2 separate regions of the Homo sapiens genome follow, and region 2 is linked to region 1. A link is an interaction called in ENCODE POLR2A ChIA-PET data of the cell type or tissue named here. Cell type or tissue: OCI-LY7. All regions are shown on one strand. Each heading gives the region's core, and the rest is flanking DNA. Links, peaks and the distances in the headings are about the cores only.

The links. ChIA-PET counts read pairs that join two places held together with the same protein. Peaks named below come from ENCODE experiments on the same cell type or tissue, not always from the same donor. Only the 100,000 strongest peaks of a DNase experiment are listed, where the experiment ranks them.
Region 2: POLR2A ChIA-PET joins it to region 1 with 15 read pairs; 11 of 35 experiments call an interaction of 5 or more read pairs at or near these places.

The regions. Positions count from the first base shown.
Region 1 is chr2:136,231,246-136,247,688 of GRCh38, reverse strand. No RefSeq gene overlaps it. Among named protein-coding and RNA genes, the nearest start is that of CXCR4, 120 kb to the right of the region's middle. RefSeq lists enhancers at 3,012-3,512, 3,513-4,013, 8,451-8,520, 11,153-11,653, 10,750-11,949 and a silencer at 5,236-5,530. In OCI-LY7, for the core only: CTCF peaks have their summits at 7,598, 9,187, 10,094, 10,305 and 1 weaker place; DNase peaks (open chromatin) are centred at 7,588, 7,978, 8,698, 9,108 and 1 weaker place; H3K4me3 peaks cover 2,898 bases; H3K27ac peaks cover 4,991 bases.
Region 2 is chr2:136,097,614-136,114,056 of GRCh38, reverse strand. No RefSeq gene overlaps it. Among named protein-coding and RNA genes, the nearest start is that of CXCR4, 12 kb to the left of the region's middle. In OCI-LY7, for the core only: no CTCF peak of the experiment used is centred there; no DNase peak of the experiment used is centred there; H3K4me3 peaks cover 1,184 bases; H3K27ac peaks cover 1,751 bases.

The DNA.
Region 1 (16,443 bases), core at 6,478-11,477:
ACGAACTTTCCACATAATAAAATTTCTCGTGGACAACTGATGAAGTGTGTTGCTTGGTAAGTGAAGAAAGCATAGAGTGTAGGCAGCAAACTGGGTCTCCATTTGGAGAGTGAGGGAGCAATTCTGGGTGAGGCAGAGAGTGAGCATATGGCAGAAGCACAGATGTTAGAGCTGGAAGACTCTGGGCTGCCTAAATTTATATTCTGCCTTCACAGTGTTGCCCTGCCTGCCTAGGTCTCCACACTTCCAGCACAGTGGCCACAAGCCACACGTGGCCATGAGCCCTTGAAATATGCCTGGGCCATATCAAGATGTGACATAAAACACACACCAGCTTTTGATGAGTTATTACCAGAAAAAGTCAATTAGGGCTGGGCGCAGTGGCTCATGCCTGTAATCTCAGCACTTTGGGAGGCCAAAGTGGGTGGTTCAGGAGTTCAAGACCAGCCTGGCCAACATGGTGAAACCCCATCTCTACTACAAACACAAAAATTAGCCGAGCATGATGGCGCCTGCCTGTAATCCCAGCTATTCAGGAGGCTGAGGCAGGAGAATCACTTGAACCCGGGAGGCGGAGGTTGCAGTGGGCCCTCAGAAAAAAAAAAAAAGTCAATCAATAAAATCTCTCAATAATTTTTCTAGTGATTACATGTAGAAATGGCATTTTTGATATACTAAGTTAAATAAAACATCTGTTATTAAAATCACTTTCAGCTACTTATTTTTTATTCCCTGTGACTCACAGAAAATTTTAAATCATGTATGTGGCTCCCATTTTGTCTCCCATTGTATTTCTAGTGGACAGTGTTGACCATACTAATATTTACCTGATTGTTTTTTCTTTAAATTTGACTTACCTTTTTTACCTAACTAAACTTAGTCTTATCCCAGGTACCAATAACCATGAAATCATAAGTTTGATGTGCCAGTTAAATTTTTTCTAATAAGCATTAAAATAAATATATAAAATAGCCTGTCCATCCACTACCTAAATTTGGTTTGTGTTTTGCCAGTGGTACCCAAAAGCGCATTTGGGGAAACACGCGTCTAGTCTAAGCCCTTTGACACCTAGGAAGAGGGAAAGAGAACATGGGGTCCGAGGCAGAGGCAGCCAGGGCTGTTTAGTTTAGTATCATCTGTGAGTTGCAGGGGGTTGGGATTACCTGGGGCTTCCAGCTGCGGGAACAGCCCCCCACACAAACAAGCTCCCAGTCACTCGCGGGCATGGACCATAGATTGCGTGACTCTCAGCACAGAGGGAGTGGCTTCTGGTCACACTCTCTGGGCTTCCACTCAGCCCTGGCATTTCATCACGTAGGCGCCGTTCTTAAAGGGCCAGTAAGAAGTGCAGCTTGCTTTTGAGTAATCGTGGAGGCAGGCCATGCCCTTCAATAACCCCTGTCTGCCCCGCTGCCTGTCAGACCACCACCGGCTTCCCTCTGCCTCTCCCTCCCCCACCCCCCACCAGCACTGCTTCTGGGTGGTAGTTGCCATTGCCACAGTTCAAGGCTCCTTTGGCTCACAGCCTGATATCGGGGGAGGAGTTTGGTTTTGTCCTTTGGCCACAGTCCTCCTGAGAGGCTGTGTGAGCCCCTTGCCTTGGCCAGGGGTAAGGATCCTCCCACGAAGATGAGAGGCCAAACCAACAGCCCTGTCCCACAACTTTTTGTAACCCCCTAACCCAGCAGGTGCTTGATCAGTGCAAGTGAGGAGCCAGCCAGGGCCGGGGTGGTAGCGGGGGGGGGTGGGGGGGGTGGCAGTAGGTTCCTACTGTTTCTGCCTAGATCTCCCCTCCAACCAGCAATGTTTCCTCCTGAGGAGGAGGAGGAGGAGGCTTGGGGCCAGTCCCAGCAGCCAGGACTCAACACAGGTGCAAAGTGAGAGAACTCTGGCTTTCCTCAGAGGAGCCTTCTAGAACATTTTGGGCCCTTTAAACTGGCCCCCGCAGGAGGTCCAAAACAGTCTCCTCACAGACATCAGGGCACGCCCAGCAGTGGTCCTGGGCAGCTCCCCGTTTTGTCAGTCTTGCTGTTGCTTCCCCAGCCTCCCTGGCGTTCTCATTCCTCAGAGCTCCCGTCTGCTCTCAGTCTTCTTCATGTCTCAGGCCTGCCCCGATGGCCACTTTCAGCTAACGTGATTTCAACCTTCACCCAATAACCAGATATAAGCTCCTCACAGCCCCAGCTGAGATATTCCCTGCCCCAGAGCGGACGGCGGGAAGCCCACCAGTCAGAGCAGCTCCCGCCTCCCTGACATGACAGAAGAATGCCCTGCCCAGAGCCCGGCCTGTCCCCTCAGAAGAGAACTTGAATGGCTGCACCCACACACAGGGCTGGCAGGGCTATCTAGTTCCTCAGGAACCCATCTGAAGACCAAAATGGGAATTTAGTGGGAGTCCTGGCCTTCAATCCCAGCTCGGCCTCTATTTACTCATCTTTAATATTTTTTTGTTTGTTTTTTTGTTTGTTTGTTTTTGTTTTTTTGAGACAGACATCTCACTCTGTCACCCAGGCTGGAGTGTAGTGGCCCCATCCGGACTCACTGCAACCTCCGCCTCCCAGGTTCAAGTGATTCTCCTGCCTCAGCCTCCTGAGTAGCTGGGACTACAGGCATGTGCTGCCACACCCAGCTAATTTTTGTATTGTTAGTAGAGATGGGGTTTCGCCATGTTGGCCAGGCTGGTCTCGAACTCCTGACCTCAAGTGATTCACCCACCTTGGCCTCCCAAAGTGCTGGGATTACAGGCATGAGCCACCATGCCTGCCCATTTATTCACCTTTAAATGGGCACTGGGATGTTGTGAGGTCACGTAGAGTTGAAGTGTGCAGCTTGAAATGCTAAGGAGATGAGGGAACACCAGCAAGGAATCCAAACTGTTTGTGCCTTACCTCCATGAAAATGATAACAATAGTGAATAACCCTGGAGCAGTTACAATATGCCGCCTGTTCTTAGCAATGTATCACCTCATACAATCTTCATCACAACCTGAGGGAAAAGATTCAGAGAGGTTAAGTCACTTGCCCAAGGTCACACAGCTTCTAGGCAGCAGAGCCAGTCTGTCCTTAACCTGAGTGCACTGCCTCCTTCCCTGTGCCTTGTAAGAGATGGCAGAAAGGGAGAGGGGGAACCAAGGAGAGGGAAGGAGGAAATATATTCAGTGCAGCTGCCCCAACGTCCCTCAAGGACAAGCACAAAGGGGTGGTGTGGACAAGCATAATGCAATTGGCCCAGGTGGCTTCCTCTCATTTGTCCCTCTTATCACCACAGTCCCACACTCAGCAGAGTCCCCTCAAGGTCATGCACCACACGCCTGTCCCCAGGGGTCTGTGACAGGCTTTCAGGGTCTGTGCGGTTGACAGCTTGAATTTGACAAGATCTGTGCTGAAAATGAAGCCCCTTAACTGACACAGAAAGCCACCCCCGGCCCTCCCTGGGGGCCCCCCGTGATGGATGGGCCTCTCTCTGAGGCCTCAGTGGGCCGGCTGGGGAGGACCGAGGTCCTCAGGGCCTCGCTGGAGCTGGCAGGAGGTCAACTGCTGTCTGAATGACTGCTCTGTGCCAGCCGCCTCTCTCTTCCTCAGCACAGGCCAAGGTCTGTCTTTGGCAAGCTCCACACGCCCCAGAGGGCTGGGCACACTCCTGCCCCGATGCTCCCCTTTCTCTCTGCAGGGACAGGCCATAGACCCCACTTCCAAACCCCATTTCTCCTCACAGCCCAGGGCCTGAAGGGAACCCGCTGGATGCAAAGCCGAGGTAACCTCTCATCCTATTGTGCCATTCCTTGTCCACCTCCTATAGACACAGACACACACACACTGTCACAAAACGACAAGATGGTATGCATGCCGCACCTAAAGGGAATCAGGGAATGAATTCATTCATTCACTGATTCATTTATTCAACAAATTTTTGCCTGGCACCTTCTAGATACCAGGCCCTGCTGTGGGCACAGGGGACATAACAGGGATGGAAATAGATGTGTCCCTGTCCTCAGGGAGCTGACTATCTGGTAGCAGTTTTGCATGCGGGAGCTCCTGGGAAGAAGAAAATGCTACAGGATTTTTAGAGGCCATGATCCCAAATGCAAAGGATAAGGCTGTGGCAGGGCAGCACTCCCCACTCGCAGCCTCTGTCTTGCTTTCTTGCCTTCTCAAGGTATTTGCTACTCAGCGAATTCCCTGACTACAGGTTCTCCAAACCAGTTGTGTTCAGAGTCTGGCTGTGAGTATCTTAAATATACAGATTCCTATAAACCTACTCCTAGAGATCCTTCTTCTGTAGGTCTCCAGTGGAGTCCAGGAAACTGTATTTGTAAAAACTTTCCTAGGTGACTCTGAGACATATGCAGGTGTGGGAAACCCTTACACTTAGCTCTGAGTTCCTTATTTGTTACACTTTTTTTTTGTCTTTTTTTTTCCTTTTTGTGGAGAACGGGGTCTTGCGACATTGCCCAGGCAGGTCTCAAACTCTTGGGCTCAAGCTATTCTCCCACCTCTGCCTTTCTAAAAGCTGGGATTACAGGCGTGAGCCACCGCGCCTGGCCCGAGTTCCTTATTTGTCTAGGTATCTGTAGGACCTAGATCAGTGTGGGAATGAATGAATGAATGAATGAACAGACAAATACATGTTTGAGGCATGTTTGGAAGCTTGCATGTGGCTGTGGTCAGCAGTAGAGGCTTAGAGGACTGGTAAAGCAGTGTGGCCCAGAGTTGCTGGGCTTACTAATACCACACGATGGGTACACAGGATGGGGGCAGGATGTGGGTCCCGAAGCCAGCAGGCCTGGGCCATCTTGCCAGTAGAGTCAGATGAGCTCAGTGTATGTGGAGTGCTGATGACTCAGAGGAAAGTGGAGTTCACAGTCCACAGCCATCTCGGAACATCTCAGAACGTCCCACAGCCCATCTGTGCCAGGTCACCCAGAGATGGAGGTGGACAGACAGTGTGGGATGGCCCTGCACCCTGAAACTCCCAGGCACTACCTTGCATTGTCAGTTTCTAATTTTACACACACTGGGGAGAGGTCTGCTGTGGGCCAGGCTGGCCACCAGCGCTGGGTAAGTAGGGACTGGCCTAGCCACAGGCCTCAAGGATGCCGAAGTCTGGTGGGGGAGACAAGCATGGAGAGAGACAGAGATGGCAGAGGCCAGGACAGGAAGCCTCTGGGCATCCTGGCTGAGGACAGGGTGGCACACCCAGAGGAGAGTGAATCGTGGAAATGCCGAAAGCTAAAGAGAAGGTAGGAACCCTAGGGCTGGGGTAAAAATGTATAGGGTTCAGTTGGAGAGTGATGTGGAAGGATTCCCACACTGAGATTTCAGTGCAGTTTCAACCACTTCCTAGCTATGTGACCTCAGACTTGACCTCCCAGAGCCGCAGTTTCCTATCCCATAAAATAAGAATGATAATAATTCCTACCTCTCAAGATTATTGTGTTGACAACACAAGAAATCAGGTGTGAGAACATGAGCACACAATACGTACTCAATAAAATGGAACAACAACAACCACTCACTGAGCCCTTTTCATACACTTCTCATATGTATAACACAACCTGAAGGAACTGTCTGTCCTTAGCCCCAGCTTTCAGATAAGGAAACAGAGAAGAGAAGGAGATAAATGGTGAAGCCAGAACATGAACCCAGGTCTGTCGCATGCCGGAGGCTTCACTGTAATACTAAGCCATAAGCAAATATATTTTTGAAAGAGAGGATGTTCAAAAATCATAGTATCTCTGATTATCATGATAATCAAAAGTAGCAGCTTATTGGAATTTCATTCAGGATTAGAAAAATTGGTCTGTATCCAGAGGATACTACTAATCTCTTCCTTGTATTGAGGACTTACTGGGTGCAAGGCACTGTACCAAGCACTGTTAGAACACCACACAAAACACCTTGGTTTATTATTTTATAGATATACCAAGAGGGACTTGAAAAGATTAAGTGCCTCCCTAAGGGCATTCGGTAAGTGAAAATGGCTAAGCCAAGATTTGGACGGAAGGCTCCTAGTCCTTGTTGCCTTGTTCCAGTCCAGTCCTGCTGTACTGCAGATTCCCACCAGAGATCACAGAGCAGAACATGCAAAAGGTAAGACTCCTGGGACACATGAGGTATTTCCCAGATGATATCCTCACTGGGACTGGTATCAGACTTGGTGGAGGTGAGAAGGAAGAAAAAGAAAGGGAACAGAGACAGAGTCCAACCCCAGGGTGAGCCGCTGTCCTTTCTACAGGCCACCAAGAAACTCCTGCTGCCCTGATTGACCTCTGTTAGAGCTTCAGGGACAGGGTGTAGGAAGACACCTTCCTACATGGAAGCAGCAATTAGAGGGACTCTAGAAATCTCATTTCACCGCAGGTGTCCATCCCTTTCTGGTGGCATTGATAACTTTGTGATGGCCCCATCTGCTTTGGATGGCTTCTCCATAAACTCCAGGCACGTCAGATTTCTTTTGTCTGTATGGGTGAAAGGCCATTTGTTGTTGTTTGCTGGTTGGCTGGTTTGGTTTCTTTTTTGAGATGGAGTCTTGCTCTGTCGCCCAGGCTGGAGTGGAGTGCAGTAGCATGATCTCAGCTCACTGCAAGCTCCACATCCCAGGTTCACACGATTCTCCTGCCTCAGCCTCCTGAGTAGCTGGGACTACAGGTGCCCGCCACCAAGCCTGACTAATTTTTTTTTTTTTTGTATTTTTAGTAGAGACAGGGTTTTACCGTGTTAGCCAGGATGGTCTCAATCTCCTGACCTCATGATCCACCCACCTCAGCCTCCCAAAGTGCTGGGATTACAGGTGTGAGCCACCGCGCCTGGCCAGTTTGGTTTCTTTTGTCAACTAAAAATGAAATGCAGGCCTTCTAAACTGACGCTGGATGTGGAAGCCCACTGACAGGTGGGTTCCTTCCCTCTCCCCATCTAAAACCTCCCATCCATCCATGATGCCTGTCCTTCCAACCTCATGAGGTGGCTTTGGAGAAGAAATGAGGTCATTTAAAGCATTACAACAAAACAAGGGAGTTTTTGTTTGGTTTGGGATTTGGTTGGTTTTTCCCTTGTTTTAAGTCATGACACTGAGCAGTATTGCCTCTCTTTCAATGGGTAAGGTAAGCACTTAATTCTGTAGTTCTAACTGAGGAATATGAAGGCCTGAGCTGGGATGTTGCTGAGCATGTGTGTCTCACATGTATGTGTGTGCACGTGCACACACACACACACTCTTACACAATTAGCCAGACAGACTTCCAACATGCCCCTCCATCATCACCCAGGTAAGACAAGTGAAGGGAGAATTCAGAGACAAGAGATTTTCCTTGCTCTTGTGACCCTATTGGCAGAAACACTGGAGGCCTAGACATTTCCACAGCTCCAGTGGTCCCACTGCTTGAGGTGAAAGTAGGAGAGAAGAGGAGAGGAGATTTGGCCTTCACCTCCCATGCCCCTGGGAAGTAGGGCAGTCAGAGGCAGCTCATCTGGAAACTGAGCCTTTGTGAAGTCCAGCTACAGCCTTGGAGATGCTGGTGGAACATACCCACAGCCATGCTCTGATTCTTCACAGCTGCCACAGCTAACCATTGCTTTTGCTCAGTGAAGACCTCACATGGAGAAGGAGCAGAATGTCAAGCCTCAAGTGTTTGTTTCTTTTTTTTTTTTTTTGAGACAGAGTCTCGCTCTGTCGCCCAGGCTGGAGTGCAGTGGAGCGATCTCAGCTCACTGCAACCTCTGCCTCCGGGGTTCACGCCATTCTCCTGTCTCAGCCTCCCGAGTAGCTGGGATTACAGGCACCCACCACCATGCCTGGCCAATTTTTGTATAGTAGAGATGGGGTTTCACCATGTTGGCCAAGCTGGTCTTAAAATCCTGACCTCAGGTGATCCGCCCACCTTGGCCTCCCAAAGTGCTCAGATTACAGGCGTGAGCTACCATGCCCAGCCTGTTTCGATGTTTTTTATAGATTCCCCCCGCCACACCCACAAGCTGCCATTGCCTTTAGGTAGGACAAATGTCCTCTCTTCTCACTTATCTTAGACAATTCCTTAAATCCATCCCTCTACTTTGACTAAAATATAAGCTAAGTCTGGAAAAGCTCAGGCCAGGAAGCTGTGTAAGTGATATCATAAATGTTCTACTCATGGATATAAATGTCTTAGGGCTTTGTCCCCTTCCAGCAAAAGTCAGGCCATTCTGTGGAAAGAAAGGTTAAATGAAGTGAAAATTAGTGACTAAAATGTTCCTCTTTCTTTAGTGAGAAAAAGCAAATCTGCATTTAGCAGCTTTTCTGCTGTCCCAACTCCAGGTATTTAACTGGAGCTAACCACTTTTGAAGTGAAGAGAAAAAGGGAGAGAAGTGAACCCAAGGATGGGAAAGGAGACAGGGCGAGACACCAGAAGGATGGCTGAGCCTGTTATGCCCAAAGCACCCTCATTCTAGAGCTGCATCTACGGGACTGGTAGTTCTCCTTAAGAGAGAGAGAACCACCGTTGAATTATTTGTAGGGACAGGGCAGAGATCACCCACTCCCACCACATCCACACAAGGGGGAGAAAGTCCCAATGTCTGAAAAACAAAAACTTATAAATAGGGAAGTGTCTGAGGCTAAGAAAACCAGCAGACACCTGACAATTTTCCTTACGCAAATCTCAACTAGTATACCAAAACAAGTGACTAAAGCTGGCATCACTTATGAAGAAGTTGACCTCTGTTTTCTACAGTCAGATGACTAGAGTCAGAGTCTTAAAAAACAGGAAGTGCCAGATGTAGTATCAAATGACCCAGACAGTGAAAAGTAAGGCAGAAAACTAAATTGGAAGACAGGAAGTCACAATCACACCACAAACAATACAGATATTTGTCTGAGATATGCTTGGCGGGGTGCCTTATCACGGCCAGAAAATGGAGGAGCACGGCCGAGATGTTTAGCAGAGGCCAGGCCACCAGCAAGGGCCAAACTGACACCCTCCTGGAAACCTCTTCTCTGCAGCTGAGAAAAACTTCAGGGCTTATATTGCTGGATGAAAGTGCCATTTGCAGGCTTAAGGCCAAATACCATTACTAAGCCCTGGGATTTAGCTCCTGAAAGAAAATCTCTGGCCCTCCCCCACCCCACCTCCTCCTTGCCCATCGTAAGAGTAGTGGCCCTCTAGTGTTTCTGGCAATGATTCCTCCTCCAGGTAACAGCATGTTCACCTTGCCCACCCCTCCCCTACTCTCAGTCTCCACTCAGCTGATTTGAGTTGGCCCATGATGCTGACAGCAAACCCCTGGTCATACTGACTGATTCAGGAGTTACCCTTTTGGAGCCCACAAACATGACTCCTGAGATTCTGCTGGAACTATTGGGAAATATAAGCTGTTCATCAACTGGAATTACTAATCTGGTAGCACAAAATCTTAACAGCTGCCAGAAGCTACCATGTGGACAGAACCTGCTGGGGAATTAAAACCAACACAAAGGAAAGCAGCACAATTAACACAGAGAAAAAAAAGAGACTTTGTCTTTAGGATTTGATTCCAAACTCCTGGATCCATCTTTACCTGAAGCTAGGCCACACTGCTGGATGTTTCAGCAGTGAGTCCAATCATCTCTTCTGATGGTTTCAGCTGGGAATCTGTTCAAAGAGTTATAATACAGTAAGCAAAGGGTCTAGTTTCTGGTCTTTATGAGGTATTCAGCAGGACCCTCTCTCCTCTTCATTTGTACTGATTGTCTGCAACTATATTCACCATGAGCCTTAAGCGAAACTTCTTTGTCTCTCTGAATCTTTTCTCCTCTGGGATAAAGAGGTTCAACCAGAACAGGACTCTAAGGTCCTATGCTGAAATGATGATTCCAGAACTTCGTGATATTCTCCTGAAATGTTTCAGATCCATTAAAGCTCAGAATACACTCAACTTTACATTCCAGTGAATGATTTCTATACCTTTTCTATATAGCCCAGAGGGTCAGTATTTGCCTGGACACTTTTTCAATATTACAGAAAACAAGTAAGAAAAATATAAGTTATCTGGAAAATATTGGTTGAGGAAAGTTCTTCAACTAAACATTACCTATGACTCTCTTCTCTAAAATCGAGGTGGCCAAAAGCCACAGGTATCGGAGATGTAAAAGTACTGCCCGTTTCTGCCACCCAAGATTTCTGTGGTCCCTGGGTAGGTGGTAGACTGCTAGTACCACAGACAATATGTGAAGGCACAGTCCTCAGGAAAATACAAGTTCCTTTAAAAAAATTTTTTTGAGACTGTGTCTTGCTCTGTCACCCAGGCTGGAGTGCAGTGGTGGGATCACAGCACTGCAACCTCAAAGTTCCTAAATTTAATTGTACACCTTTTTGATGAACTTTTTATTATCCAAAATTATTTAGGCTGTAAGTGACAAAAACACCAGCTCAAAATGGTTCAGACAAAAAAGCTTATTAATTTGGCTTGTGTAATTTTTTAAACGATCCACATTCAGGTACCCAGGTGCTCAAACACTGTCTTCAGGAACATGTCTCTCTCCCTCTGCCTCTTGGTTTTACTTTATTCTCTGGGCAAGCTCTTCTTATTTATTCATGTAGATAATCTACCAGCAGCTCCAACTTTATACCCTACCAAGTTAGCAGCCCCAGAGGAAAGCAAGCACCTCTTTGTCAATAGTTACATAAAAAACCCCAGAGCTAATACCCATCGGTCCAGCTTGACTTATATGTGTCCATCTCTGAAACAAGCACTATGATGCCAACTGGCCGGACCTAGGTCACACACATATGCCAGTACTCCAGAGGGTGGGGTCAGCTCTATCTGGCCCACACATTGGCTAAGGCTGAGGAAGGGATGCTGACCCCAAGGAAAACTAGAATGCTGCTTCTAAAGGAAGGGGAAATGGATGTGTGGCAGGGAAAAAACAAACACTGCACAGCTCTTGAGCCAAATACAAAAGGCCCAGCCTGGGGTGCAGTATGTTTCCTTCTAAATGGAGGCATCATTCTTTTCTCAAATGGGAGTAAAAAGCCCTATAGAGGGGTAGTGAAGAAGACACAGGAGGTCAGCTCCGTGGGCTGGAATTGAGGGTCAACACAGGCATTTGTCCCATGTGAAACAGCAACCAGTGCTTTGCAGGGCTGTGGAAAAGTTTCATTATTATGTATGAGAAGAACCTAGGAGGCATCTGATGTTGTCAAGGCTGTGCCCTGAGATGTGTTTGATGCCTTCCCTCTGCTCATTCAGGCCCCCATCTGCCTGGACCATTAGGCACTGCCACCATCATCTATGTGGTTAGACAGCACACATAGACCAGGGCCAGCCACTGCAGAGGTAACCGGCACTACCAGGCATCTCACAAGAGCATTGGCATTGAATGGCCTCTCTTTCTATCATGACCAGCTCAATTCCACTGATATTCCAGCTGGATCATGGCAAAGGCCTATTGACGAAAAACAATAGGGCTAGATCAAGGCTCTGGTGCACCTGAGTCACTGTGAGTCATATCCCCTGGAGGACCTTCTCAGCTCACCATTGTCATTAGTTAAAAAGACTCACGTAAGTCCGGCACACAGGAATGTCAAGTAGCAGCCAAGTTTGGGGGTGTTGTCCTTTGGCTTGGAAAATAATTCTCCACTAAGAAGTCCACTGATAATGGCACTCAAATGTCCCCCAAAGGTTGTTAATTTTAATTAGGGAGAATTTAAACTATAGCATCCGAAGGAATGACTAATATTTTAAAGAGTATGAGGTATTTGGTTTGCTTTGCCAGTCTTGTTTTAGCAATTTTGGTCATTCCTAATCTTCTGCAAGGACTTCCAAGGCTGAGTCTTAAGTCTGGCAAAGCAGAAACCACCCTGGTGCCTCCAAATTTTCCACCACCTTCTTCTTCACAGTATAAAATTGCCCAACCACCGTCACTCACGGACCCCTTTGTCCCCTTCTCTTCCCCTCCACCCCATAGAAGTTTGGCTGACAACCACGGTAAATGCTAATGGAAGAGATGTTGTAACTAAATGGCAGTGCATTTATATCTACATGTGTCTTCTGCAATATAAGATAAACAGACTAATCTTCCTCACCAAGCTTAGAGGGATAACGAACAAAAATTATAGTTGAGTAACCTGCCAACATAAATATTTCACAAAAGCTAAGCCACAGTAAATGGAGCCAAATTGTAGAATTGGAGTGGGACTTTCCAACAAAGATCTCCCTGAAGCATTCTCAAGTTCATTCTCTTAATAGAATAATTTCCAGTTATTTTGATATTTGGTTTTTCTAGATTTACTACCATTTTTACCATACTGATGAAATAAGTACTAATATTCATTTGCATAAAACAGCGATTTATTAGACACATGCAATGTGCCAGACATTATGCTAAACACTTTATATGGATTATCTCCTTTATCCTCAGAACAATTTTATGAGAAGGGGCTTCATTATCACCATTTTGCAGATAAGGAAATTGAGTCTCAAACAGGTGATACGATGTGGAGCCAGGAATCAAACACAAGCATCTCACCCATGGCCCATGTTCTTAACAGGGTTCATACCACATTTCCACATATGGGAAGAATCTGTGGCCCAGAGTGGTTACATTAGAGCACCTCCTCCCCTGAGAGCCACACAAGGGCCCATACCACCTTCCAGTTCATGGCTCCACCTTTGTCCTGCTCTCACAACCTTCCCAGACCTGGCCTATACCCACGTCTCCATCACTTTCCCATTCGCGGCTGCACATTTTCTTCTCTGTCCCCATCCATCACTCAGTTCCCCACCACCCCTAAATGAAATACACAAGCCAAACTTACTCCCACTGCTAGGCTTTTCTGCAAGCTGTTTCCTTCCCTGGAAGGCCTGCCTCCTCTTCGCCACCATTGGAGACCCTGGGTCAAGTCCCATCTCAAAACACCACCTTCTTACACAGCCCTCCTACCCTCTCTACCTCCTAGAAACTCATTTGAAGCTTAAATACTGCCTTCTGATATTGGTTAGCTTTGAATGCACACATATTATTAGCCCAACTAGCTTGCAAACTGCTAAACAGCATGAAACACACAGCCTGGCTCCTTTGAGTCACTTTCGCACCTAGCACAGGGCCTGGCTGCATCACTCAGCTCAGCCCCAAGGCAGTCAAGATAATTGAGTGCGTTCCAGCTGCAGGGGTATTTGGTATATATAAGACATCCCACATAACTGTTGGTTTGTGCTTGATTACCGTAACACAGCCCAAATCAATCCCTGAAAAGGGACAGGCCACAGTAGAACCAGTTCCCAGCTGTGACACCCACGTGGCCGCCCCTCACAACAGTGTGTCTGGGGCTTGTGGGAAAGCCCTAGGAATAGCCAGCTGTTCTTGCACATTGGAAGCTAAGGCAAGGATGCTACATTGGCCTTGGGGTGGAAACATGTACAGCATGCTTCTCAGATCCTCTCCGATCCTGAGTGTTCGAAAAAAATACCACTTACTGTTTTTGTTTTTATCATTCTCTAAGTAATACTATTTATGATTAAAAATAAAATAAAATAATGGGCCAAGTGCAGTGGCTCACACCTGTAATCCCAGCACTTTGGGAGGCCAAGGCGGGTGGATCACCTGAGGTCAGGAGTTCAGGACCAGCCTGGCCAACATGGTGACACCTCATCTCTACAAAAATACAAAAATTAGCTGGGCATGATAGTGGGTGCCTGTAATCCCAGCTACTCGGGAGGCTGAGGCGGGAGAATTGCTCGAACCTGGGAGGCAGGGGTTGCAGTGAGCCAAGATTGTGCCACTGCACTCTAGCCTCAGTGACAAGAGTGAGACTCTGTCTCAAATAATAATAATAATAATAATAACGGAAAATATGAAAAAGTATGAAGAATACATTTTTATTGTCATCTATTATCTCATCTTTTTGGTGTATTTCCTTCAGTTTGTTTTTTTATATCTGCCTGGCACTGTGCTAAACCATGGAGATTTTTTAAATGTGAAGACCCATCCCAGCCCTCAAGCCTCTTGCAGCCTAGGAGTGAAGCTTACAAGACAACAGTAAAAGATCATACAATATGAAGACTGAGGCAAGTACAATGGACTAGGCCATGGAGTATGGAACACACAGAGGGAGAAGTAAAGACAAAGACTGAGAATTCTGAAAGGGCTTGGCATTTGGTTTTCAACAGCACAGTTACTGAGATCCTGCTATGTGCCAGAATGGTGAGGAACTGATGAGATCCAGAGACAGGAACTGACTTGTTCAAGGTCACTCAGCTAGTTAGGACCTTGACAGTTATTTTTGCAATACTTACTGATCATCTATTCTGAAACCACAAGATCCTAAAGAAGATTTCATTTAAATGAATACACACAGCAAAAAAGTGGGTATATACACTTTTATTTATATAAAATATATATACTTATATATATTTATTTTTATTTTACACACTCACATACACAAAGATACCCTTTATCAGGCTCCATGTTGATGCATACAAAATGCACTTACTTTATTGAAAAGATTGAAACTACATGAATTTGGGGAACATCCTGGAAAATCTGGGACACATGGTTTGGTCACCATAATTATACTATGTGCTTTTTCTCAATCCAATAGGGATTTCTTAAAATAGCCTTGCATTCCAACAGGATATAAAACCCTGTTGAAGATGCCCCAATCTGGAATCAAAGAGTCAGACTGGCTAGAAACAGATCTGGTTCATTTCACCCTCCAACTAAAATAGGATGCAAAACTAAACAGTGTCGTTAGAGAGACAGAACTTCATTTCCCCCAAACAGTCCTTTTAACCTAGAAAGCAAGAGGCCCTGGGCCATTGGCAAGCAGAACAATTTCTTGCTATTTTGCATTTCCTTCCTCAGAACTATCTTTAATAGTTTGAGCCATGGAGGAGAAAGAGAACAAACTAAAATTAATTTTTAATTGAATAAAACAACAAAATAAAGCACAGGCAGAAGCTCCCTAAGCCCCAGAATTCTACGTGCTGTGAGTCCAGGGCTCAGTTCATACAGACAAAAGGAATGAGGAGATTCGAGCTCTGTTCTGCCTGATTAATCCAACATTGTTCAGCAAAGGTCTGTCCCAATGGTTAGAACAATGACTAGATGATAATCCAAAGCCCTCCGTGAGCAGTTAAAAATGAATTTGTCTGAAACGTTCTCAGTGTCTACTGAGCAACATCAAAGGAGCTCAGGGCACAGCCGACTTTATGGAGTAACAGGTTTAAAAACGAACATTTTTCAGCTTGCTAACTCTAAAAGCCCAATTTGTGTTCTCAGAATCCAGGAGAATAAATCACCCAAGCAAAGAAATAATAATACTGAAGACATATGATGCAATTCCAAAAAACCCATTGTATGCCAATTATTAAACCAGAATGCTGATCACATCCTTATCAAAGCTGTATGTCACCTTGTAGATCACAGGAAAACATGATCTACAAAATAGAATAAAAATCACACTGTGAACTTCATGAAAAACGACTAAAGGAACTCTCTTAGTTCAGCAAAAAAGTTCAGGCTGATCGCCATTTTTTGATGACCTTCTTGCATGGATAAACTCAAAAGCATTTTCTTTCTCCCTTTCTCTTAGCAAGAATAATTTTGTTAAGAAACCATTTACAACATCCTGATGAGCTGCACCTAGAAGATGACGTTCTGGCAACAGGAATTCCCAACACAGCAGAAGCTCCTTCCAAGCTCTGAGGCTGAGGAAGTGGGGAGTTTGGCTGGTTTTCAGCATCCATCCAACTCACCGATCCTCCCGTTTTGCTTCATTGTGTGTGCTGCTATCTTCCACACATCACTGGATCCAAACTTTCTTCTCCCCAGAGCCCTTTCATTTCATTCGCCTTTTCTATTACTCTCTGGGTCTGTTTACTTTCCTTCCCAAACTTTGTTAATTTCAGCAAATACATATATTAAGCACCTACTCTTGCAAGACACTACATCACTTTATTTCTCTTTGTAACACTCCAACATACCCATTTTCCTTCCTCAGAAACGCTATCTTCTAGATTCTTTAAAAATTCTGTGTGGATAGGAGGGGGATGATAAGTTCTTGTGAAATATTTCAGACTTACAAAAAAACTACAGAGTAATATAACAAAACATCTATGTACCTACAGCCCACGTTAAAGGATAAAACATTAATACAATTGGCATCTCTTGTGTACCCCCTCCCTGGTCACGTCTCCTCTCCATCTGCCCAAATATAACCACTAAAGTGAATTTGGTTTTTATTATTCCCATGCATTTTAAAACATTTGTACTCAGTATGTCTATATCCAGTCACAATTGGATACACAATATATAGTATGGTTTCACGTTTTCTTAAACTTGACATGCATGGTTTTTCTTTATACACACATTTTCTTTCTTCTGTTTGCTCTTTTGCTCAGCATTGTGCAGTTGAAAAGCCATCCATGTTAATACATGTAGCTCTTGTTTATTCCACTCTCATTACTGTCTATTATTCCATTAAGCAAGTTCA
Region 2 (16,443 bases), core at 4,999-9,998, 130 kb after region 1:
TCAAATGGAAGTTTAGAAATGGCCAGCCAGCACCTATTTGTATGAAAGGTCATCTTTCAGAGGATAAGCATGTATAAAGAAGAAAAGGTATGCAGTCGTGTTTGGATTTTACTCCACCATCCACTTGTGAAACCCAGGTCTGTGCAATGCCAGACGGTGTGTGCTTTCCTCATCCAGTATCCTCAGTGTAGATAACCATCACTCCCTTTTCACAGACAAGAGAACTGAGATTCAGAGACTTTCCATACATTGCACTTTCAAGGGGGCAAAGCCAAGAACTAATTCTGTTTATTGTTCCAGCTCTTGCTCTTAACTCTTACCTACTATTGCCCTTCAGAACACCTGGGCATAAGTCAACTGAACTGCTAATAAAGAAAGCCAAAAGTGAATGTTTTCTTCATAAAATTAACCATGACCAAAATACTCCTCTTGTAATATCTTCTATGCAAATCTCAACACTTTTATTCTTAAACTATCGCAACACCTAGCACCTCCTCAAGGACTCAGCCAAGCAGCTACAAGTTAATACTGATATTTGTTAGAGTCAGAAGGAAGGTCCACTGAAGCAAGCTCCCTGTTGCTCACATTTTGCACAAGATTTTGGAGACTTATGTAACCACCCGTTGCTATTAACACGACCATTGTGCAAGCCCCAGGCTCTTGAGTAAATTTCAGCTTTGGTTTCTATTTAAAGATAATTTCTAAACTCTAGCCATACCTACCTCACATTGGAACACAAACAGGGTACACTCCAGGCATGCACTCAGATAATAAGTAGGATATAATTACGACAATATTTGGTCTACTTTTAGTAATTGTTTCTGGCACAGAAAATCCATTTTGGAGGAAAAATTGCAATGCCTTATCTTTCTGAGGCAAATCACATTTGTTCAAGGCAAATTATAGATCCTGTGAAGGGAAATAACTTAATTACTTAAAATAGAATCCAATTTGGCTGTACATTTTTGCTGCCGTCTATGGATCTGGGGTAATTCAAAGTGGTATTCATATTCTACTTGAGGACACAATTAGATTTCAGATAGGAAATTATCTTGAGGTTTCTTGGTTTTCCCTGAGAAGCCTAATTGGATCACCCTTCATTTAAGCATAGTTTTACATGCACTCTCTCAAAGGCTTAGTCTTAAAGCCACAACCATTGAGACAGACTTCACTTGAACCCTCTCTATAAATATTTATTCTCCGGGAGACAATAGAAGAAATCCTTGGAAGGCATGCTTTTTCTTTCTCATCTTGGCTTGAAACCTCCTTACCCCAGATTCCTCTCCTTTACCGTGGAGTCACAACAAAAGGAACTGAGCCAAAACAAAATTCCCAGTGTCACCAGTCTTAATGGATATTTCATTCTCCCTTGGAACAAAGATGGAATAGCTTTTTTTCCAAAAGAAAAACAAGCCTTGGCTCTCTCCCTGCCCCAAAAGGGTGCCCCCCACCCCCATCATTCTCTGTCCCAACCCTGCCATGTTAGAGCGTCTCCAAAGCCTTCCCTGTGTCGTGGTTTGTCTGACAATGTGGGGAAACCCAGTCTGCTGGCCAGCCCTTGCATGAAGTAGCTGATTGTTCCCTCTCCTCATCCCTTATGAATGGGGCCCTTGAAGTTCAGTCATGTAGATTCAGTTGTATAATGAAAGCTAAAATATTTAAATTGTATGCATGCTGCCAATAACAGCATACATCTGACATCTAACTTATTAATAACATTAAGCCTGCAACTAGGGGGGAAAGTGGATGTTTTCTCTTGCAAAGCCTTTGTTTTCCTAAAATGACACTTGAAAATTTATCTCCCCCTACTGCAGGCTTCCCAGCCCCCTTTTATAATTATGCTTAAATTAAAATAATGATTCTGGGATACTCTTTTGGGGAGATACCCTACAGGCTTTATTTTAATAATTGAACTAAGTGTTTGTGACTTTCTCCTAGATATTGTCAAATATTAAATAAAGGCTCCATAAACAATTGAGCTGTCTTATTCCCAGATAATACCCATTTAGGAGGGGCAAGGATCCCTGGAGACAAAATTTAGATTACTTTGGAAAATAATCAAGGCATCCCCGACACCTAGAAATGCAGAAATGCAACCTTGCAGCCTGGCATCGTAGGAATTTGCTCCACCCACGTTGAGGAAGTCTCACCCATGGCTGCCAGTGTGACTTAGCCAGTCAGTGCTGGAGAGATCCGCAAGCAGCCACAGATAGCATTCCCATGGACACAGCCTCAGAGGGAGGCTGGTGCCTTAGGGGCCGATAAAATAGTTGAAATGAATTCTTTAAACACAATGGTCATCAACCGGGGGCAACTGGCCCAACAGGGAACATTTGGTAAGGTCTGGAAACATTTGGGGTCATCATACTGAGGAAGTAGGGGGCGCGGGGAGGAGTAGTAGACAAGGTGCTAGTGGCATCTAGTGGGGAGGGGCCAGGGATATTGCTAGACATCCTACAATACACAGGACAGCCCCCACAACAAAATGATCTGGCCCAAAATGTCAGTAATGCTCAAAGTTGAGAATCCCTTTTTTAAGGTGATAGTAATAATCGAAATAAGGATATAGCCAACCAGTATAATTCTCTGAAATAGTATGAATCCATAAAAAGCTTGGTATTTGCTATGGTCTGAATGTGTCCTCTCAAAATTCTCATGTTGAAATCCTAACCCTCAAGGTGATGGTATTAAGAGATAGGGTCTTCGGGAGATGATTAGGTCATAAGCATGCAGCCCTCACAATTTGTAATGCCTTTATAAAAGAGATCCCAGAAATCTAGCTAGCCCCTTCTGTCGTATAAGGAAACAGCTAGAAGGTGCCATCTATGAACCAGAAAGTGGGCCTTCACCAGACACAAAATTTGCTGGTGTCTTGATCTTGGACTTCCAAGCCTTCAGAACTGTGAGACATAAGTTTATGTTATTTACATGCCAGCCAGTCTATGGTATTTCATTATAGTAGCCAGAACCGACTAAGACAGTATCACTGGACAGGGTTCCAGGGTGAGTCTCACTTCAATGCACTCTACTCATTCCCACCTTACCGAACCCCCACAATTATCTTCTACATTCATTTCAATGTTACTTTGTCATCGTGACATCTTTCTCTTTGCCTGTTTTCTTCTCTCACTGGAGTATCAGCTTCTCAAGGGCAGGGACACTGTCATTTCTTCTTTGTTCCCTGATGAGCTGCCACAGGCTGTGCTAGGAAGCCATCCTACAAAGAAAAATAAATGGTAAAATGCTGGGGATTCTAATTATCATCAAATATCTGTCTCTCTAAAGCCAACGATGTTTACTCATTTAATCCTCACCACTGCCTGTGACTCAATTTGGAACACTTCCCATTTTTCTCCTTTTATTTAAAAAATGAGTGATGAGGTACCAGCCTATTGTTCCACTGTCTGAAACTGGCTTGGATTAATTTAAATCAATTTTATCAAGTCCAACAATTAAAATCTTCTAAAACCTTCTGAAAATCCTTCTTTCAACTGAAAATTCCAGCTGGCTGCAGGCTGAGTTGAGGGATCCCCAATGTGAAGAAGTCACAGAAGGGACAGAGTTTTTCAAAATCAAACAAATAAAGGTGCTCAACCAAACTACACCAGGTGCTGTGTGTTTATCTGGCAGAGCCAGTCCACTATTAAGTTGATTTACATATTACAGTTCAATTAACCAGAACCCAACTCATCAACACTCTTAATTAAAGGGAATTACTTCCTCGTATTTGACTCTGTCTGAAGAAAAGTAATGTATATTGAAATTCCAGGCACTCTCATATGTAAGATGCAAGAGTCCCAGCAATATTGCTAGCTCCATTTTCAGGCGAGGGCACAGGCAAAGTTTAACTACAAATAAAGGGGTTAATGTTCTTTCTACTACACACACTATAAATGTGAAAACAGGACAACCAATTTCTAGGAGATGTCCTCACATTCTCAACATATTCAGTCCAAACTTCCCTATCTTTTCTATTTCTAGGTCAAGTCCTATGTGATAGCAATAACAGTTAACATTGACCTTGAGGGTTTACTACACACCAAGGGGCTTTGACTATTTAATCTTCGTAACAGCCCTACACAGTAAGTATTATTATTTGCCTATTTTACAGATGGGGAAACTGAAGCATAGAACAAAGCTTAAAATTGGCCCAATGTCACATGTTTTATAAGTGATAAAGCCTGGGTTTGAACCCAGGTCATCTGACACCAGAGTGTGCCTTCCTAAGCACTACAGGAACTTTATTATTTGCCTTAATGTTAGCCAATATTCAGGAAAATAACTATGAAGTCAAAAACATCCTTCATGCTCTTCAGTACTCTTCAGGGTTGAAGACCGGACACTCACCTGATTGTCCTTTTGTAAGTGACAAAGCAGACACTGACATTCTAGAAAGATTTGCACTATTTGTGGTTGAAATAAAATGGGTTTCAAGTTAACTTGATACACTGTGCCTGGCGTATAGTAGGAGCTTCATATTTTGTGGAATAAGCAAATGAATCAACACCCATAAATTCCTATTCCTGGGAGCACACAAAATTCTCTAAGTTTTTTTGTTGTTGTTGTCGTTGTTTTTTGAGACAGGGTCTCAACTCTGACAGTTAGGCTGGAGTGCAGTGGCGCAAACATGGCTCACTGCAGCCTCGACCTCCTGGGCTCAAGCAATTCTCCCACTTCAGCCTCTGGTGTATTTGGGACCACAGGTGTGCACCACCAGGCTCGGGTTATTTGTTTTGTTTTGTTTTGTAGAGACGGGAGTCTCAGCATCTTACCCAGACTGGTCTCAAACTCCTATACTCAAGTGATCCTCCCACCTCAGCCTCCCAAAACGCTGGAATTACAGCCATGAGCCACCACACCCGGCCCTAAGTATTCTGATTAATGTTCCTGTGTATGACTTGACTTCCTTCCTTCGTTCCTTCATTCTTTCACAGTCATTCACTTACTGAATCATTTACTGAACACCACTCTGGACCAGGCAAGTATGAAAGCTGCTCACGGTAGAGTGGAAGATGTAGTCCTTTGATGTTCTAGACATGCTGGAAAATTAGCTAAAGACCTCGCAGACTTTCCAATGTCCAACATTTTAAGAAATCCAAGATTCCACCCACCCACCCAATTTTCCCTCAGTCTTGCTCCCACTCATTCCCCATTTAAGGGGTATCATATCCCAGCCCACCTCACGAGCTGGGTGTCAGGCCCCCAATCCTGATCGTCCTTCCTGCTTTACCAGCCCAAAGGAAGCTGTTCACGTCATGAAGATAAGAGCAAAAGTCCTGCCAAGCCGTAGGATATGGGAAAAAGCCCTGGTGGTAGTTTTTTGGCCTTCTGTTCACAGAAGACAACTTGTTAGGCTCCTGGGATTGAAGAAGGAAATCAAGACCATCATCTTGGACCACATCCCACTTCCTTTGGCAAGCCTACTCTGTTTCTATCAGTCCAAGTGAGCTTTTCCATCCTAAATTCTTAGCACATGAAGTCTGAGACATGGGAAGATCCCACACATAAAAGGCTTTTGAAAAGTTAAAAGAAGCTATTGTAAATGGCATTATCTTCTTTTTAAATTTGTAAACATTGTTTTCTCAACAAATTCAATGTCTTAAGCACCAAGACCTTTGCAGTCTAACATAGTTAATTAATAGATACTTCATTTGATTAAAAAACAATCAGATTCCATAAGGCTGTGCCAATGTTGGCTAAAATTATATAAGGTTAGCTCAGTTGTTTAGGACTTGAGGTTTCCAAAGCCAAAATCAAGGGTGCCAGTCCCCCTGGGCCATTTTTAAAGTAAGCTATACCTGAATGTAAGCTCTGTGAATGTAAAGACTATGTAGGTCTGTTTTGTTCATAGCTGTATTTCCAGTGTCTAGAACATTGGTCCCAAGCTTTTTCTGTAAAGGGCCAGGTAGCAAATACTTTAGGCTACCTAGAGGGCCATGTAGTTTCCAGCACAACCACTCAACTCTGCCATGGTAACAAGAAAATGCATAAAAAAGTGAGTGTGGCTGTTGTGTCCCAATAAAATTGTATCTGTGGACATTGAAATTTAAATTTCATGAAATTTTCATGTGTCATGAGATATTCTCCTTTTGATTTTTTTTCAATCACTAAAACATGTAAAAACCATTCTTTGCTTCTCTGCTATTAAAAACAAAAACAGGTGGCAGGCCAGATCTGACCTGCAGGCTGTGGTTTACCAACCCCTGGTCTAGAATATGCTTAAGCGATAGTAGAAATTTTATAAAAATGAACAAGTGAAACTCGAAATATAAGAAAGTTTACTCTTTAAGCTTCAGGCACTGAAAGCCCCAGAGAACTAGTGACTTTATTCACATAAATGTGATACCTACCACTTATAAGGCACCTTTACTATTGACAAAATGCTTTCACAGGTAACCCTCAATGTGGGTCTGGGTACTGGTTTGCCATATTGCTTGGCAAAATCTTGCTTCTTTACTGGGTCTTTTATTTTAGAAAGAACAATCTGGGGTAAGAGAGTTGCTTTTTTTTAATCCACCTTTGTGCAGCTGTGTCACTTTCATCTCCCAGAGTGCTGATAAAGGTGGCATCTCCTTCTCTTATAACTCCCTGAAGCTACAGCAGTGATGTCTCACTAATGAAAGTTGTTGAGGTGCGCTGACTAACCTTTGTCTGGTGTGAGCAACATCAGCTTTGCTCCTCCAAAGTGATAATCACCAATCACAACTTTTGGCAGTGACTACACAGACAGTCCGTAAATAGGACAAAAGAAAAAGCCATAATCCATGGCAATGAATAGTGTTTCATGGCCACAAGCTGAGCCACAAAAGCCTAAGAAAAATCAATGGTGCAGAAAGCGTTTTTGGACCTGACCCCAGCTCTTGGGGGAAGGAGGATAATTCTATTTCCTTTTAGCCTTCAGGTGCCTCGTGGGAATATCAAAACTAATCTCCAAGGGGCTGCTCTGTTCTGTCTCTTACTAGAAACATCTCCAAGCAAATTCATTACTTTATAGAACACTCTTCCCAAGGTGAGAGGCCCAGCTTCTGTTTCAGATGAAAAGAATGTGAGAAGACGCTGAGGAAACTGCCAAGTGCTTTCTGTGTAAATGTGAGTTTTCTGCTATATCTGGATGACAGCACAAAAGCGGCTGCTCAGTTCCCATGGTCCAGAGTAAAGGAGGACAAGGCGTCCAGGCTAAGGTGGCCCTGGAAAAAAATCCCTAGCCAGATGGAAACCCCATGCGTATGGAGTGGAAAAGAAGAAAGATGTGTGGAAATAGTAAATAAAATCAGAAAGGACTCAAAGTACCCCTTCGCAAAAGAGGAAATAAAACTGATAAACAAAAATATGAGGAAATGTTCATCCTCACTAGCAACCAAATAAATGAAAATCAAAATAACAACACACTGTTTCTTACTTATCAAATTAGCACACATTTTTAAAATAATAACGTCCCAAGGGCCAGAGTAGAGAGAGCCAAGCACCTCTGAGCCCTGCTGGTCAGACATAAGCTGGCCAGACCTTTCCAAAGCCAAGGGCAAACGTCTCCAGAGCCGCTACGCTCATCCCCTTTGATACAGAGAGACCATTTCTAGACACCTAATTTCAGGAAACTGATCCTAAATCTTAAAAATACTCTGTGTACAAAGTTGAGTATTACATTTGTAATAACAAAAAAAAAAAAAAACTGGCATTTGCCTAAACATCTGACAGCAAAATGAGAATGAAACAAACTATGGTGAATCTACAGAATGAAATATTATCCAGCTTCTTAATCAATGTTTAAAAAGAAAATGTTTTTAAACATTCCTCCCTTTCCTACACCTTTGAAAACAAGCCACCATGCACGGCCGATTGGCTTGTTTTAAAAGGTATACAGAAGGGAGGAAAGTTTGTTAGAAAATGTTTACGATGTGTAAAATGAAAGAGGTTCAATAGTCTGCGTATTTTTTTAAAAAGATAAAATGTTGTCAGCAGTAGTTAAGTAATAAGCTTTGGGGCAATTGTAAAATATTTTTTTCTTTTGATTTCTCCCTATTTTCCAAACTTACTATAATGAATAGTGAAAAGATAATTGGCTTGGGTTTGTTGTTGTTTGTTTGTTTTTTGAGACAGAGTCTCGCTCTGTTGCCCAGGCTGGAGGGCAGTGGCACCATCTCAGCTCACTGCAACCTCTGCCTCCTGGGTTCAAGCAATTATCATGCCTCAGCTTCCCAAGTAGCTGGGATTACAGGCATGCACCACCATGCCCAGCTATTTTTTTTTTTTTTTTTTTTTTTAGTAGAGATGGGGTTTCACCATGTTGGTCAGGCTGATCTTGAACTCCTGACCTTCAAATGATCCACCCGCCTTGGGCTCCCAAAGTGCTGGGATTACAGGCGTGAACTGATTGAGTTGTTTTAAAAGGTGTAGGGAAGGGAGGAAAGAAGTCTACAATCCCCATGCTCCTTCCTAGGCTATAAGTACTCCAAGAAAGAACCCTCGTCTCTTCCTTTTCCTCTTTTAATCAACTCAGGACCCAACTAGGCACTAGATAAATGTTGAGTTGAACTGAAATAGGCATTTGTAGGATATCTAAAGAAAAAATCAGACATACATATCACCCTCAAGGTACTTAGAATATAGTAGAGTCCATGTACTGCATAACAATGTTTTGATCAAAGACAGGCCGCATATATGATAGTGGTCCCATAAAATTATAATACCATGCATTTACTGTACCTTTTCTATGTTTATATGGGTTAAGATACAAAAATACCCTTGTGCTACAGTTGCCTATGGTATTCAGTACAGTACCACACTGTAAGCTTTATACCCCAGGAGCAATAGGCTGTACAGCCTAGGTGTGTAGTAGGCTGCACCATCTGGCTTTGTGTAAGCACACTCTGTGATGTTTGCACAATGACGAAATCGCCTCACCACACATTTTCCAGAACACGTCCTGGTCACTGAACAATACATGACTATAGTAGGGTTTACTAGTAGCAGAAATCCTAACTATATTATATTCCCAGTAGTGCCTTTGATGCAGTCTAGCATTTCTGAACTGAAGGTCATGATCTCAAGGAAGCATTCTAGAGAATTCCCAAAGTATAGGAGAATGCAATTCAGGGCTGTGTGTGAGCAGCCACAGGCCAGACTGAACTTATGGCAAGTGAGCATATTTCAAATCAATACATACTCATGGCACCATCTTCACAAGACCAGCCCGTTAAGGCTTTAGTAGAAGCAATACAGATCTGGGGTTTCTCAAAGCACTTCTCCCAGAGAGGTCAAGTCTTTCAAAATCCACAGGAAAGTAAATATACTAGAAAGCCCTAACGGAAATCTCTGAAAGGGTTAGGCATTCACACATGACGGCAATAGTGTGGGGGCCTGAAATGGGAACAATGTGTAAGTGGTCAACCCTAAATATTCCATTTTTGTATTGTATTAGAAAGGAAATGTCATGTTGGGGAAGAACTTCCTTCATTCGAATAAGTCCTCAGAATATAGCCGCACACAACAATGGTGGTTTGCAGCATGTCACATATGCAAGGTTCCAAGGTGGGAAAAGCCAGCGAAAAAGACCAATGCTCACTTTGTGGAGAGGATTCTGCAAGTCTGTTACTTTTATTACTTGAGATAGGCTCAGGAATCAGATCGAAAACAGGGACTAGAAAGGAAAAGCTAACATTTTGCCTATAGTTAAAATGAAATTAATATATTGGCCAGGTGCAGTGGCTCACGCCTGTAATCCCAATACTTCGAGAGGCCGAGGTGGGTGGATCACCTGAGGTCAGGAGTTCGAGACCAGCCTGGCCAACATGGCGAAACCCTGTGTCTACTAAAAATACAAAAATTACCAGGCATGCTTGCATGCACCTGCCATCCCAGCTACTTGGGAGGCTGAGGCAGGAGAATTGCTGGAACCCGGGAGGCACAGGTTACAGTGAGCTGACTGCACCACTGCACCACTGCACTCAAGCCTGGGTGACAGAGACTCCAGTTCAAATAAATAAATAAATAAAATTAATATATTAATAAGTAAAAAGTTAACAATTTGTATTATTATCCTCAAAAACAAATTGTCCAAATGTGACTATAAATTCTTCTAAAAAGTATATGTTTTAATGATAAAGGTATTACCTATTTTGATTGAGATTTTAAATCCACATGGTAAAGACCTTTCTATTCATAGTTTCAAGTGTATGGTCTTTTATGAGTTGAAATTTGTGTCTTTGTTACAATGTATGACTTACCTGGTCAAGCATCACAAGTCTACCTGGAATTATCAAGAGATTTTGGTCTTATACTTCATTATACTTATAGATACACTTATATAACTCTTTGGCTATAAATTAAACATTAAAGGAAGGATATTAATTATTTGCTTTATTTCATGTAATTTTTATTTTTTGTTTTATTGTATTTTATTTCTATTTCCATTAGCATCCAACACAAGTTAAAACACTTTAAGCTGGGCACAGTGGTGCATGCCTGTAGTCCCAGCTACTCAAGAGGCTGAGGCAAGAGGACTGCTTGAGCCCAGGAGTTTGAGACCAGCCTGGGCAACACAGCAAGACCGCATCTCAGAAAAAAATCTTTACACAAAAGAGTTGTTTACTGGCAGTTCTGTTATGGGCTGACTTGGCCCCCACCATGTCCGCCCTGTAAAATTCATTTGTTGAAGCCCTAACCCCCCAGTACCTCAGAATGTGACTGTATTAGGAAATAGTGTTTTTAAAGAGATAAGTAACGTGAAATGAAATCACTGGAATGAGCCCTAATCTGACATAACTGGTGTTCTTTTTTTTTTTTTTTTTTTTTTTTTTGAGACGGAGTCTCGCTCTGTCGCCCAGGCTGGAGTGCAGTGGCGAGATCTCGGCTCACTGCAAGCTCCGCCTCCTGGGTTCACACCATTCTCCTGCCTCAGCCTCCCAAGTAGCTGGGACTACCGGCGCCCGCCACCATGCCCAGCTAATTTTTTTGTATTTTTAGTAGAGACGGGGTTTCACCATGTTAGCCAGGATGGTCTCGGTCTCCTGACCTCACGATCCGCCTTCCTCAGCCTCCCAAAGTGCTGGGATTACAGGCATGAGCCACCGTGCCCGGCCTGGTGTTCTTATAACAAGAGAAAATTAGGGCACAGACACACACAGAGGGAGACCATGTGAAGACATGAGGGGAACATGGCCATCTATAAGCCAAGGAGAATGGCCTCAGAAGAAATCAACTCTGCTGACACCTTGATCTTGGACTTCTATGCTCTAAAACTATGATACAATGAACTTCTGTTGTTTAAACCCCCCCGTCTGTGGTATTTCGTTATGGCAGCCTGAGCAAACTAATACAGCCTCCATCTAAAATGCTGTTGTAGTATGTCTTGTTCTTGCCTCTTCTGTTCAATATAAGCAGGAAAAAAAAAACAAACAAACCTTGTTGTTAAGATATACATTCATTCATTCATTCAACAAATATTTATTGAGCATCAACTATGTGTCAAGTGTTGGGATAGGACAGTAACAAACACAGTGTCAGGCCCCATGAGCTTATAGGCTAGTCACAAAGGAATTACTCTTTTTCTAGAATTATTCTTTATTTCAGAAATAGGCCTTATAAATTGGCCTATAAACTAAATCTTCATAGGGAATGAACTGGGAAAGGAAAATTGACAATAAAACAAAATAATTAAATTTCTAACATTTTAATGTCACATGAGTATATTGCTGGAAGCCCTCTGCATCCATTGTATCTTTTGGGAAGCAGATGCTGAGACAGAGTTAGGAGTACAAGAGGTTTATGAGAGGGTATCGGGTATGAAGATGGAAAGGGAAAGAAAGCAGACTAGGAAGAGAAAGGCTTCAGACTGTGATCTTGGGGAGAAAGCAGGATTGGGAAGAGAAAGCCTCAGACCACATTGAAGATCCAACAAAGTCTTGGCCAACCCAACTGAGAGCTCCCAAGGAAAGGGTACCTGTTAGAGAAGTCCTGTGTTGGGCAGAAATGGCCCTGGGATTTCAACCATGTTCCATCATTGGCTGGGGGCTGCTTGGGAAGAGCAAGTACAGATGCCTCTGCCAGAAAGAGGTGCTCCCAGCTAGAGATTGTTGACTAATTGGGCCCATGGAAAGTTCTTTCTTAATGGGAGATCTGAGCAGCACCTCCTCAATGGTCACAGCCTCCAAAAGGTGATATAAGGACCTGGTTTTCTAGAGATTTTTTTCCAAGTCAGTACAATCTATTCCTTTACACTTAAAACATAGGAACATCTCCCAGCAAGTGCTTTAACAGCCAAAATCAAGGTCTCTAAAGAAATGTATTTTTAACACCTGATATAACTTTAACTTGCCAAATATTTATATAGCAGAAATAAAATTTATAGTGTACATTTTTGTTAAAGTGTGATATGTCTCTATAGGCAAAAGTAGTGTTTGCCCAAAAAATAAAATTGTGCTTTTCAATGCAACTTTAGGGTTTGGAAACTAAAGAAGTCAAATATTGGGAGTTTGAGCTTTTACTCATTCATTCATTCCGTTACTACATTTCAAGTGCTATGCTAGGTGCTTAACACAGCAAAACATACATAGCCCCTGCTCATATGAAACTTAGAAGAGGAGAAATAAATGTTAAATAACCTGGGGAATAAACACACATTTATAAACTGAGCATAGGGCTCTGAAAGAAAAGAGAAACTGATCTGAACTGATTTAGACTGGGGTGGGCCAGGGGTCAAGGAAATGTTAACTGTGCTGGCATCTGAGGAATGAGTGCGTGTTTGGAGAGGGTAAGGGGTGCAGGAAATGACAGCATGAAGGACATGTGCAAAGGCCCTGGGGCAGGAAGAAGTCAGCGAAACTGAGACTCTGTGGCCAGATCTCTAAGATCAGAGGAGAAGTGGTGCCAGGGAAGGCCAGAGAATCAAGACACAGTCACCTCTAGCCTGAATCTGCTAATGTACCTCAAGGACTTTGATCCTTGCTCTAAGAGCAATGGGAAGTGTTTTAAGCAGGGGTGGCTAACACAATCTGTTTGTGTTTTGGTGTTTTGAAATGATAACTTTGACTGTAGTATAAACCAAAAATTAGAAGGGCCCTGAGTGGATCTGGAAAGGCCACCGAGTAAGACAGTGTGTGATTCAGGTGGAGATGACAGTCCCCATCACAGACTGATGTTTCCTTAACTTCCACAATGCATGTTCCAAAATGGGCACTCTGGGGAGGACACCATGGCCTGGGAGATACTACCCTGTCATTGAAATTAAAAGGTCATGGAGGTTACAAAACAGACACATAAAATGACTTAATTCATCCAAGTTTACTTACCAAAGTTTTACTGTTCCAATGTCACCTCAAACCCAATGTCCAAAACAAAAGGGGTCCCCATAAACCAAATCTGGGTCCAAACCACTTTCTCCCACCCACCACACCATCTTGTCTCCTCATATTTTACTTGTGGGATCTGGATGTCACCTGAGGCACTTCCTTCTCCTTCATCCCTGTGTTCAGCGTGTTGCTGAGTGACCCTGGCAGGAAGAACTTGCTGGCAGGTCCCCGTCACCTTCCACCTCATCCTGCACCCCTGCTATAGGGACCGGGCCACACCCACATCTCCATCCAGAAGAACTGTAGCTTACAGGAACAAAGACAATTGAACCTTGTTTACTCACTGTATTTCACAAGTGCAGCCACTGGGTTTAAACCTTGTCCCTTTTATGAAAGTTTCCTATACTACTCTGGCCACCTTCTCCCCAAATTCTTAAAACCAGTAGTCCATACTAGGCAATTTTTTCTGAACCACTGTCTTACTCTTTAATTGGCTACAATTTCCTAAATGGTGAAATAAGAGATATGTAGCACAACTGATCTTCAAACAGTATCTTATGTGGATACCTAACATGGAAAATATAAAATAATAATTGTTCTAATTAAACAAGGAGTAGCAGACCCGGAAAATCTCTCCTGTGCCCTCTACTTCCTGGCCACCTCTGAGGCACCCCATCTGAAGGACATAAGAAGCCTAACCTGAGAATCACTAGACATGGAAGCCTCTAGGATCTCTTCCAGCCCTAACATTCTATGGTCTTTAATTTCTTAAATGTCACTTGGTTTCATCCTTTCCTCTAAATTCTCACTACAACACAGTTCAGGTCTTTTTCACCTCCAGCCTGCAAGATTGCAAATTGGTTTCCTTATACCCCAAGTACTCTACGTGGAATAGTGTCTCCCCAAAAACCCGTGTCCACCCAGAACCTTAGCCTGAACTTATTTAGAAATAGGGTCTTTGAAAATGTAATTAGTTAAGATGAGGTCATACCTGAGTAATGCAGGTCATAAATCCAATATGACAGGTATCCTTTTAAGAAGAGGAGACCCAGAGAAAGAAGGGACACATAGGGGAACACCATGTGACAGCAGGCAGAGATGGGAGTCATGCTGCCACGGCCATGGAACCCCAGGGATTGCCAACAAGCACCAGGAGCTAAAAGAGGTAAGGAAGAATCCCCCTAGAGACCTCAGAGGGAGCACGGCCCTGCTGACACTTCTATTTCAGACTTGTGACTCCCAGAACTGTGGGAGAATAAATTTCTGTTGTTTTAAGGTCTCTAGTTTATGGGAATTTTCTATGGCAGTCGTAGGAAATTTATCCATCCAACTAAAATCCATTCTACACATTTCTCCCAGATTTATTTTTCTTAACCTCTGCTCTCATCTTGTTCTTCTACGACTTATTTCATTTCAGGAAGTACTAGTTTTATTGAGCAACTACTATGTGGTAGGCACCCTATTGAAGCTGGGTGTATGAAGGTGAACAACAGCAACATGGCCCCACTTTCCTAACAGCTTCCAGTCTAGGAGGGAAGACAGGTATTAAACGAACACAGGCCGGGCTCAGTGGCTCATGCCTGTAATCTCAACACTTTGGGAGGTTGAGGCAGGAGGACTGCTTGAGATCCTGGGTCCAAGACCAGCCTGGTAACATAATGAGACCCCATCTCTGAAAAAATTATCTGGGCATGGTGGCTCATGCCTGTAGTCCCAGCTACTCAGGAGGCTGAGGTGGGAGAATTGCTTGAGTCCAGGAGGTCAAGGCAGCAATGAGCCATGATTGCACCACTGCATTCCAGCCTGGGAGACAGAGTAAGACCCCTGCCTAAAAAACAAAAAAACAAAAACAAAAAAAAACAACAACAACAAAACACACACACACACACACACACACACAAACACATAAACAGAGCCTCCATTTAACATTGAATTATAAATTGCGGTGTATTATAAATGAAAAGAATAGGTTGTTATGAAACACAATTGGAGACCTGAGGAAGAGGGAGTTAGGCTGATGCCTGAAAGAGAAATAGGAGCTGAACTGACAAAGCATGAGGGAATAGACATGGAGACGCAGAAACAGCACGTGAGCAGAGGCCTGGGGTGGGAAAGGGCCTGGCCCGTTTGAGGAACTAAAATGGAAAGAAGGCCATTGTGGCTGAGGCCTGGTGAGCAAGGGGAAAGTGACACACAGTAAGGCTGGGGAAGAAAGCAAAGGCCAGATCATAGAGGATCAAGTTCAGGACACTTGGGACTTTGTCTTAATGAAATGAGAAGGCATTGAGAGGTTTCCAACAGGAACACAACATGATGCATTTAAGTTTTAAAGTTGTCTTTGGCTGCACTTAGTTGAAGGGTCATATGGGGACAAAAATAAAATGAGGTGACCAGTTAGGAGGTAATGTAGTAGCTGCACACAAATTTGGATTGTGGATGGATCTCAATTATACTTTTTAGGTAATACTAGTAGGACATGCTGATACACTGGATCTGAAGAAGAATAGGGTGGGTATTCACTGCTTTCTGGCTTGAGAAATTAGGTGGATGGAGATGAAATTTATGAGGTGGGGAAGACTGGGTATGATAGTTAGGGGCATAGCCTAAGCTCCTGTTCAGAACGGTCCCAAAGCATAGTGGCTCAAAGAAGATGGAAACATTTCTCTCTCACATAATCAGCCACAGGTAGAGAGTCCAGGGCTGGGAAGGCAGCTCTGGCATCATAAGTGCAAGGTTTCTGTCTTTAGATCTAAGTTAGCTGTGTTAGGCTTCAGCCCTTACAACTGTGTCCCAGCCAGGAGGGAAAGGACAATTTTAGGGCCACAATCTGAAAGTGGCCTGCATCCCTTCTGTTGACATCTCATCGTTCAGAGCCTAGCCACAAGATCACACCTAACTGAAATGGAGGCATGAAGTGAAGCCTCTGGTTGAGCAGCTATACACCAAACTAAAATTGAGGAGTCCTTTTACTAAAGGAAGAAACGTAGAAAGGATGTTGGTGGGCAACCGGCAGCCTCAGCCTAACTAGAGTGGGGTCATTATGTAAGTGGGAATAATAAACATGTGAGTGGGAGGTTCCTGGGGATATCTTAGTGAAGATGTGAAGTAGGCAGATGAAAATGTGAGTCTAAGGAGCTCCAGGGGTAGGATGAGGCCA